Linked DNA regions of Homo sapiens: regions 2 and 3 are each linked to region 1. A link is a contact called in ENCODE Hi-C or POLR2A ChIA-PET data. All regions are on one chromosome and are shown on one strand. Each heading gives the region's core, a stretch centred on a gene start or an enhancer-like site at or near the end of the contact. The rest is flanking DNA. Distances are from core to core; before and after follow the strand shown. Region 1 has its middle 130 kb from the start of LINC02098. Region 2 has its middle 36 kb from the start of KCNJ1. Region 3 overlaps FLI1 (Fli-1 proto-oncogene, ETS transcription factor).

Evidence for each region. A loop is a pair of places that touch in the nucleus more often than their neighbours do. ChIA-PET counts read pairs that join two places held with the same protein, here RNA polymerase II (POLR2A). Pooled maps may share reads with other maps.
Region 2: a loop to region 1 is called in a pooled map, with 11 times the contacts of the local background. The contact joins two enhancer-like sites. A Hi-C loop is called at or near these places in 1 of 168 maps with a recorded cell type or tissue (endothelial cell of umbilical vein) and 8 of 50 pooled maps. POLR2A ChIA-PET finds 5 or more read pairs at or near these places in 1 of 52 experiments (WTC11).
Region 3: a pooled map shows a loop between it and region 1 (2.3-fold over the local background). The contact joins two enhancer-like sites. A Hi-C loop is called at or near these places in 1 of 37 single-sample maps with no recorded cell type and 2 of 50 pooled maps. POLR2A ChIA-PET finds 5 or more read pairs at or near these places in 3 of 52 experiments (CD4-positive, alpha-beta T cell, activated CD4-positive, alpha-beta memory T cell and naive thymus-derived CD8-positive, alpha-beta T cell).

The regions. Positions count from the first base shown.
Region 1 is chr11:128,341,389-128,344,478 of GRCh38, reverse strand. No RefSeq gene overlaps it. Among named protein-coding and RNA genes, the nearest start is that of LINC02098, 130 kb to the right of the region's middle. Within about 2 kb of position 1,483, at least 22 of the 41 ENCODE cell types and tissues checked have a DNase peak (open chromatin) inside an H3K27ac peak, as active enhancers do; they include CD4-positive, alpha-beta T cell and endothelial cell of umbilical vein, where a contact is called at or near this core.
Region 2 is chr11:128,829,768-128,832,857 of GRCh38, reverse strand. No RefSeq gene overlaps it. Among named protein-coding and RNA genes, the nearest start is that of KCNJ1, 36 kb to the left of the region's middle. Within about 2 kb of position 1,522, at least 14 of the 41 ENCODE cell types and tissues checked have a DNase peak (open chromatin) inside an H3K27ac peak, as active enhancers do; they include endothelial cell of umbilical vein, where a contact is called at or near this core.
Region 3 is chr11:128,719,194-128,722,283 of GRCh38, reverse strand. All of the region lies in intron 1 of FLI1 (Fli-1 proto-oncogene, ETS transcription factor), which reads right to left. Among named protein-coding and RNA genes, the nearest start is that of SENCR, 25 kb to the right of the region's middle. Within about 2 kb of position 1,668, at least 11 of the 41 ENCODE cell types and tissues checked have a DNase peak (open chromatin) inside an H3K27ac peak, as active enhancers do; they include CD4-positive, alpha-beta T cell, where a contact is called at or near this core.

The sequences.
Region 1 (3,090 bases), core at 234-2,733:
AGAAGGCCAACACGTCCTTTCATTGAACTTTCCCTGCGGGTTCCCCAGCAGCTCTACTCTATACCACTGCCATCTCATTCTGGTTTAACTTGCCATTATCTCTTGCCTGTTCTGTGATAGTCACCCAACTCATCCTCTGTTTCTTCTCTCCCTTCTAACTTAGTCACGATGTACACTGCAGATTAATCTTCCCAAAGCACAATTTCATTGCATCATTCTTTTGTTCAAATACCTTCATGGACTCCCCTTGGTCTACAAATAAACCTAAACTCAGTAATCTTCATTTTTTGGCCATAACCTGCCAGTCTTGTTCTTATCACTCATGGTGCTACTCATGCATATGTCATAATTACCAATCTAGAAAATTGCTGTCTATAAACATGCATTCTGCTGGGCTACGCTTGAACGTGCTTCTGTGAGCAATGCTTTCTATTTTGGTTTTATTTCCCTCAAGTTCTGGTTTTCAGTGTCAGGTTCTTCGTGAAATCCTATGATAGATCTCCTGTGACCACCAAGACTTATGTTGTGAGTATCAGCTGTCCTCATAGTATTGCTATTTGGAAATGTATCATATACGTTTAAGCTTGTAAGGACCTTGAGTTCATGTCTGAGGTTGCTTTGTATCCATTCTCATTTTTCATACAGTGTCTAGACAAGTAGCTTCCCAGAATATTTGGTGAATTAACAAATAAAAGGAAGAATGAATGAATTAATTAATGGGAGATACTAAGTGAAGTATAATAAGATAAGTGAGTCTGAAGTCAGAATTTCTGAGTTCAAACCTAGACTTTGCCTCATAGTAGCTGTGTGGCTTTAGGCATGTTGCTGAACCTTTCTGTTTCTTGTATCATCACCCATAAAATGAGGATAGTACAAGTACTTATCTCATGGGGTTGTGGTGGGTTGTAATTGTATTAATCCATGTACAGTGCCTAACAAAAAAGATGATAAAAACACGATGCTTGGCACAGAGTGGACACTCGGTAAGCATTAGTGGTCACTATTACTGTTGTTATTTCAAATATGAAAGGGGAATTCCAAACTGGAGTTACTGTAAGAATCTTCCTGAGAAGACAGGGCAGGAGCTTGGGTCATGAATGATGGAGCAGAGGTAAGGACATATTATGTACTGTTTTCTCAGATCTCCCCAGAGTCAGTCATCAAAATCATGCTGTCTGTTGCCAGCCATACAGATGGTACTTCTTTTCAATCTCTAAGTCCTTTTATTAACTAGAACAACAGCAATGTTTTAGATTCCTGTGCTACAGGGCATTTTTTTCTTCCCTGTGGCTGGCCCATGTGTTTAGGGAGGGCCGTGAAGGCTGAGTTCAGGGCTGCCTCTTGTTTCCCCCTGGCCTCCTGCTGCCAAAGTCTCTGCTCTCAGCCTTGTCAGGCTTAGCCCAGGAAACATCTGCAAGGGCACTTCACGGTGACGCATTCTCAGGATGAGACAGCCAGGCCTCAGAGCAGCCTGCTGGGCCCATCTCCTCCAGAACATGTGTGGGGAGGCTGAGGAAAGAGAACTTGGGGCTGGGCTTGTCACCTGGGGCACAGAGGGCTCAGATGACGTGATCCTATTGTCTAAAGGACAGCAGTCTGTTGTTTTTGTTCTTTTTAGTAAAATAAATAAAGCCTCCCATTTCTATGATAATGCATGAGCCACCAGAGCATGGCTTGATGGTCCCACCTGGACTCAATGCCTGGGCTGTCATGGAGGGTTATGGAGCAAGTGGGTGACTAATTATTTGCACAGCTCTGGCCTAATGAATAGCTTTGGATAGAGAACTTCCTGGAGTCAGCTGGGGAGTACTCCACCCATGCAGCTTGATTACAGAAGCTATTTTGAAGTGCATTTTTGTTACTCCCAGAGGCGAAGGCCACTTGATGGGCCAGATTGCCCTCGTAAGCCAAGCATGGCTCATTCTCATTGCACCTGAACATTCGGCACGTCCTGCACACAGGAGAGGGTGTCTGAGTGCTGCCCTCAAAGTGTGGGCTTCCTGCACCTATCCTGTCTCCGGCTTCTCTTCCAACTTTTGTTATTTCTGGGGAGAATGACTTCAGCTTGGGTTGCAGGCGAGGAAAGATTTTGAAATGTTTCTGTGTTGAGGAGTAGGTCCTCTCTCTGTCTTTACCTTCCCGTGTGCAGAAACTGCAGAGGACATGTGTTGCCCTTCCGGTGGCCTGGGAAGCTACTGGTTTTCCTTTTAGGACACGAAGGGTAGACTAAAGCTATGTTTTCTGCGATGTTTTACTTTAGTCGTGCTCATGCACTGTGCCAAAGATACTGAAGTGTACTTCCTAAAGAGGAGAAATAAAAGTGCTGGGGGCGGGGAGTTTGATGGGTTGGTCGATAGGTGATCCGTGATTGAGCATTACAAAAATGAGGCCTGAGCTGCTGGTGCTTAAAGTTATTTCTAAATGCTTGCCGAGGCGCCTAACTTCGCTTTCTTCTCAGTGCAGATCTCCTTTCACTGAGGTCCTGTGCGGGGAGCTTGTTTCTTTGATATGGAAATGTGCACATTGATTCCTGCTGGAGGACCCAGGAGCCTCTGGGACCCCGCAGCTCAGGAGGCAGTTTTGGGTTGAAAGTTGGGGAGCGGAATTCATCTGGTCTCTGTTTCCACTTCCTTCCTCCACGCTGCTGTCTGAAGTTTGTTTCTCTTCTGGCTTTCTCTTTCCTATCTCAGATTCTTTCCAGTGCTTAGGGAAATCTCTTTCCACTTTTCCGAAAGCAAAATAAATGAAGCCACGATAGAGGCTGCCCTGCTCCTCAAAATACCTATGGGGGTAAGACGTAGAAATCCTAAAGCTGAAGTGTGATTTGGGAGATGGGTACGCTATGCCCTGCCCACGAATAATTCAGAGTAATAGGTAGATTCTGCCTATTTTCTGAGTGGCTTTTAGATTCACTAAAAGGTGACATTGGATGAGGTTTCAGGCAACGGAGCCAAGACAGGAAACTCAACCAAGATGATCACCAGGGACACGCCCCTGCATTTCCTCAGAGTAAGAGAGATCATACATCTGACTTGAGGCTTTTAAGCAAGGAGACTAAAGGTTGTTTGGCACAGTACAGTATTCATTTTA
Region 2 (3,090 bases), core at 273-2,772, 490 kb before region 1:
GAGGGGGCATGGGATGATTAAACAAGTATTTTGGGACTATATCTCTTGTGTTGGCATGAGGGACAGATTAGAGAATTAGAGGCAGAAACTAACTTTTGAGGGAGGCAGAGAAAGTGTCGTCATTTCCATTTTTCAGGATGGGAAACTGAGTCTCAGAGACCCTATGACTTGCCCAGGTCATGTAGCTGTGAAGTGGGGAAGCAGGGGTCAGAAGCCAGGGTGCCTGCCTGCTAGTTAGCCCAGCGTTCTTTCCTGTGCCTCTCCCCTTTCCTGGAGCCACCCACAAACTTTGTGCCTGGCAGTCACTGTTCCTGAAGGAAAATGCACCTGGAAGGTGGTAGCCAGGATCAGAAAGGCAGGTGAGTCTGGGAATGGATAAAGCCCTGCACCCTTGCACTGCTTCTTTTGGGAACACAGAGGCCACGTGTATCTACAGTTGCACTTAGCATCTGAGGAAGCTGGGAAGCCCTCACTGGAAGGGAAGACACGGAGGCACCTTCATCTACACCAACAAAGTGAAAGTAAGCAATCACTAATGAGTGGGCTGTTGAGGCCACCAGCAAAGTTGTTTTTAGTTGAACTAAAAATGGCAAGTAGAGACCACAATTATCCCTATGGTTATCTCAGTTCCCCACATCAATGGCCAGATGCAACCTGAACCTGTGATAGCCTCGGAAAAACACAGCCTGATGAAGCATAAAAGAAAAAAGTAGGCAAGGAAGGAGGAGGGATGAAGGCAAGAAATAAGGTGCAAGGTTCAGGGGCTTTGAAGACAGACAGATTTGGGTCAAATCCCAGATTTCCCACTTATTGGCTGTGTTTAGCTTGAACAAATTCTTAGCCTTTCTGAGTCTTTTTTCCAGTTGTGAACAACAATAATACCTACCTTAAAGGGATAGTGTACAGATATAGTATGAAATAATATTTAACAAAACACTATGTAAAGAACCTAGCACTGTGTCTGATATAGGCTCCCAATAAGCGGTAGTTTGAGTGATGATGATTATTCTGCCGATGATGGGCAAGGCCAAGGCAGGGTGGGTCTGGCTGATGAGCGGGGGTCCCATGCTGTGCCCTCGTTTCCTCTGTCCTGGGCCTCATCGTTTCCCAGCCTACATTCCTGGCCTTGCTTTCCATTTCCAGGCTTGATTTTAACCTGAGACACAGTAGCTCACCTTCCTCCCTGTGCCTGCCTCCGAGGTGAACTCACAGAATCCTAGAAGCTTAGCGGTGAGAGGGACCTAGGCAAAGCCTGACCCTACCCTGTTATTTCATAAGTGGAGAAACTTAGGGTCCCTAAGTTTCTGCAGGGGGGCCTGTTCAAGAGGAATAATGTGTCTTACCCAGCTTCAGAAAGAGTCGATTGCTGACCCATCCTGTGCTTCAGATTTCCCCCTGGGTGGAAGTGAAGACAGGGGAGGGTAGGGGTCGAGGGGGGATCCTACTAGAATGGGCAATCCTGAACTAACCTGCACTTTGTTGGCGAGGTGTGCTTTGGCCAGCAGGTGGCGCCATATACTTCCAGATCGCAAAAGTGAAACTGACCTGGTTGAAAAGTAGTCTGCCTCTGACGGTTAAGAGGGCTTGGCTATACCCAGAAAGCTCTTAATAATGCTTAGAATATTTAACAGAGATATATAAAATATTGGGCCTTCTAGTCATTGCTGGGGTGATAAAATGACCGTGAAAGACATAAAAAAATTTAAATTGTGATTTAAATATAGAAGTTTATCATTCTAGAGAGATTAGACTGGCTCGAAGAGGAAGTTGTTACCATGTGTTAGAGTCTATGAGATTCCATGTGCTTTACATTTTCCTGACAATAAAGCTGACATAATACCATGACTCCCATTTTACAGATGAGAAGTCTGAGGCCCAGAGAGGTTAAGATGCATGCTCATGGTCCATACACGGCTAGTCAGGGCAGAGCTGCTATGTATCTATATATTCAACATTTATACAGGGTTTATTATGAGCAGACATTATTTTAAGTGCTTTATAAGTATCTACTCATTTAATCCCAGTAACAACTGTAGATAGCAGAACAGGCACTTTTGAAAGCACAGGTTAGTCTGGGTCAAAATTCATGGGCTTTCCCAGGAACAGGCCAGCTCCTGTCTCCCGGAGGCCTGAGTCCAAATTCTTTTTCAGTTGCTTTCATATGAATTTGGTAACTCGCTTACCCTCTCTGAGTTGTGGGTTTCTCATTCGTAAGCTGATGATAATGAAACCAACCCCATGTGGCTGTTGAGAAGATCAATTAGTAGAACACATGACACAGAATTAACCACAAAGTCATATTCCTTGTTAAGGGATTATTTTTACCACAGACACCTAATAGATGAATTCACATAAACGCATGTTTGTTGCAGGATTATGTGTAGGGGTGAAAAGCCTAAGTGTACTATGACAGGGAAATCAGTTAATGCAGTGTGAAATGCTACGCTATTTTTTTTTTTTTTGAGATGGAATCTCCCTCCTGTCGCCCAGGCTGGAGAGCAGTGACGCGATCTCAGCTCACTGCAACCTCCACCTCCCGGGTTCAAGTGATTCTCCTGCCTCAGCCTCCTGAGTAGCTGGGATTACAGGCATGCGCCAACACTCTTGGCTAATTTTTTGCATTTTTAGTAGAGATGGTGTTTCACCATGTTGGTCAGGCTGGTCTCAAACTCCTGACCTCGTGATCCATCCGCCTCGGTCTCCCAAAGTGCTGGGATTACAGGCGTGAGCCACCGCGCCCAGCCTGCTATTTTAAACAAATATTTGGGCACTGAACAATGTCCTACAGACACATTTAGAAAATAAAATACACTAGGAGCTCCATGGAGCTCATATTCTTGGGGCAGCTGACAGGGCACACCAATGTCAGAGGGGAGAATTGGCACAAGGCATCCTTACCTAGTGTGAGGCACCGAGGAGAGAGAGCTTCTCTGAGAAAAAGACATGGAAGTGAAATGTGAAGCAAAAGGAAGAGTTAGTCAAATGATGGGTGGAGGGGAGTCCAGGAAGAGGAAATGTGTCCAAGGTTCAGGATGTGAGAGCACAACACTCCATACACCACATCTTAAAAATAAGGAATGATTTTAGACA
Region 3 (3,090 bases), core at 419-2,918, 380 kb before region 1:
CTCCATACCCTGTCAAAATGTTTCAGGTTTTCCATATTCCCAGGACCTTGCTAGGCTCAGCCATATAGTAAATGTCATATAGTCGTGTGTCAAATGTCATATGGTTAAGTCACGTCAGGGGGTAACTTTTACATTTTTACATGAACCTCCTGGACGTTCAAAGGAGTGAACCCATGGCAAGGATTTCAGGCAGACAGAAACGTGATGGAGGTTTCTGCGGGGTGGGTCTTTTGGAGCATCCTACCATACTACCTGGGCTGCCTCCCTCTAAGACCAGCTGCAGACAGACAGGAGAAGCATTCCCACTACTCAAGATGACCAGGGAGCCTCTGACTCTAGCCACTTAGTGGGGCCTTCTTAGGCAGGAAGAGGAGGGAAGCAGATCCCTCAAATTAATACCTGGCCTGAGTCACTGGGCTTGGGATTCAGAGTTTGGAAAGTCACCCAAATGCCTTCATTCCCAAACCTGACCTTCTAGAGAGCCTGGAGCGGGCAAGCTTCAGATTCATTTGTGTCAACATGTTGTTTGGTTAATGTAGCTGAGCATCTAGGCCCATTTTCTTAGAAACAGGAAATCCCAGAGTGCCAAGAGTAAACATCCCAGCCCCCAAAGGTTTGGGTTCATGTAGGAACTCCCTGACCACAAGGGTCTGTGGGTCTGTGTGCTTGAGCCAGGCATGCTCTTGCACCCATAATTGATCTTGTATAAAGAGATGGTCTCTCTACAGCTCAGCAGCTGGACTGTGAGACTGAACCATGCTTGAGGCTGGTTGGGAATAGGCTAAGGACAGGGTCACAATTTCAAACATAAAGCAAAAATGTATTAGGGCCTTTTATAACTTGACAGGCATCTCCCCTGCAATCCCCACCACAGACTCTTCAATTCTAGTTTCTTCTCTTTTTATTCTTTGTTTCTTCTGTGACAGCAGGGACCTCGTCTGTCTTCGCCTCCATTCTTCCATCCCTATATTCTACACCGTGCTGAGAATAGGAGGTGCCAAGTACAGGCTGGCGGAATGAATGAATGATTGAGTGGATGGCACCATGTGAATCAAGGCAGCAGAAGAAGGCATCCCTGAAGGGCTTGACCATTCCAGCTGTCTGTGGTGCATCCTACAGGGGTGAGCTCCACATAGTTACTAGTCTTAAGGGGCTCACAGAGAATTAATTCTCTCTCACGAACTTGCCAGCCCCTAGTTGGCAAGGACAGATTCTCCAGAAGCTTCTCTGGATTAGTTGAGAGAGCTCAGGTTAGCTGGGGCTGGAGGAGAAAACACTGGCTGTGCAGAACTTGACTGGGTGGAGGGGGAAGGGCCGGGGGTGGCCAGAGGCGGCTTCTGTTGCACAGAGGTCCGGCTTGCTCGCCAGACAAAGAGCCCTCAGAAAGCACCTTCCCCACCTCCGCCACACACAGAGAAGGCGCAGAGGGCCTGGCCTCTTTCTTACAAGGAGCCCGGCTGACCCTGTTGCTGTGAGGGGCAGAAAGAGAGGCAGGCAGCTGCTTGGAGACGCGGGAGTCACTGAGCAGGGCCCGCGGAGTCTGACAACGGAAGAAAAGAGGCAACCCTTCTATTATTAGTGGCTGCTTTCCACGTATGTGTAAATCAGACAGCCTATGCAAAAAGAGGCCTCCTGGTAGCAGGAAATTCAGAGTTGTGGGTGTCTTTGTGCTATCAGATCGGGCCCTGGGCTTGCCTGCAATCCGGTCTTGGACGGGCTTCCATCTGGGCTGCATTAAGAGGCACAAGGAGGTGAGCGAAGGCCCGGCTTGGCCTCCCCACCCCCCAGTGTTTCTGGTTTTATGACTCTAGGGGGACTTTGTGACTTTTTAAACATCGTCTTTTCAGCATTTCACGTGGGCTCCTTTTTAGAGCCTATACTGAAGATTTTATGAAAATACAAAAGAGATAAGGCTGCGTCTGTTACAAAATGCCATCCCAGGTCCAGAAGCTGGGCATAACTAAAATAATATATACTATTCCAGAGCCCAGGACTTGACTTCCGTGTTTAGTGGTTTGCTGTACTTCCATCAGAAGTAGTGATATAGTGTAATATTTAATGATACAGGAACATGGCCGTAATTTAATATAAAGAGAATAAAAGGAGGTTACAAAGCAATATGATTCTGGCTAGATAAAATAATACATATATGTCTATATATTTGCATTATAAAGACCGGAAGGAAGGGCACCAAAATATGAATCGGCTGCTTTCTGTATTGTGAGACTATGCGTGCTTTTACATTCTTATTTTGAAATTTTCTATACGTTTTAAATTTTATACAAGGATGAAGTGACACTTCTGCAATCATTATTTTAAAGAACTTAAACGATGCACGTAATGAGTTTTAAAAAAAAGTAAGCCAAGAAACAGAGAAGAAGTAGTAGCACCTGCAGGATGGGCTTACTAACTTAGTCCTGTTTCTCAGCAGCCTTGGGTGGGTTTTCCATGTCCCTTGTCTCCCATGGCCCTGACTCCCTCTCCTCCCTTTTTCCTTGCCCTGCATAGCTCTTGTCCATTTCAGCCGGTGACTCCATGCTGCTGGAGCACCTTGCTTTCTCACAGCACTGACCTGCCCAGCGCCTTGCCCTTGCTTGTCCCAGGAAAGCAAATGAGGCCCCAGAAACATGAGTAGACGGGATGAATGTAATTCAGCTCCCAAAATTTGCAGTAAGTCTCCGTTGCCCTTCAAGTCCACCAGAGATCGTGCCAGTCCTTAGAGCTTAGACTGAATGCAGAGCCCTCGCTGTCTTTGTATAATGCACTCTTTGACAGCTAATTAGGTGGATTTCAGCAACTTCACAATGTCACATCTATCAGAGGCAGGCAGCCTGAGACTCCCAGGGGAACTTATTCAAGCTATAAGTAAATAAATATTACAGATTTTACACACACACACACACACACACACACACACACACACACACGGGAAAAGGGGAGAAAGAGTACACACACACGCAGACCATTTTGTCCTCACAACATTACGAACTGTTTTTTTTTTTTTTAATCTAACTGATGAGGAAACTGAGACTCTGACAGGTCCAGTCACATGGCCGGAAATGGCAGAGCTAGAATTTGAACAGGGTCCTG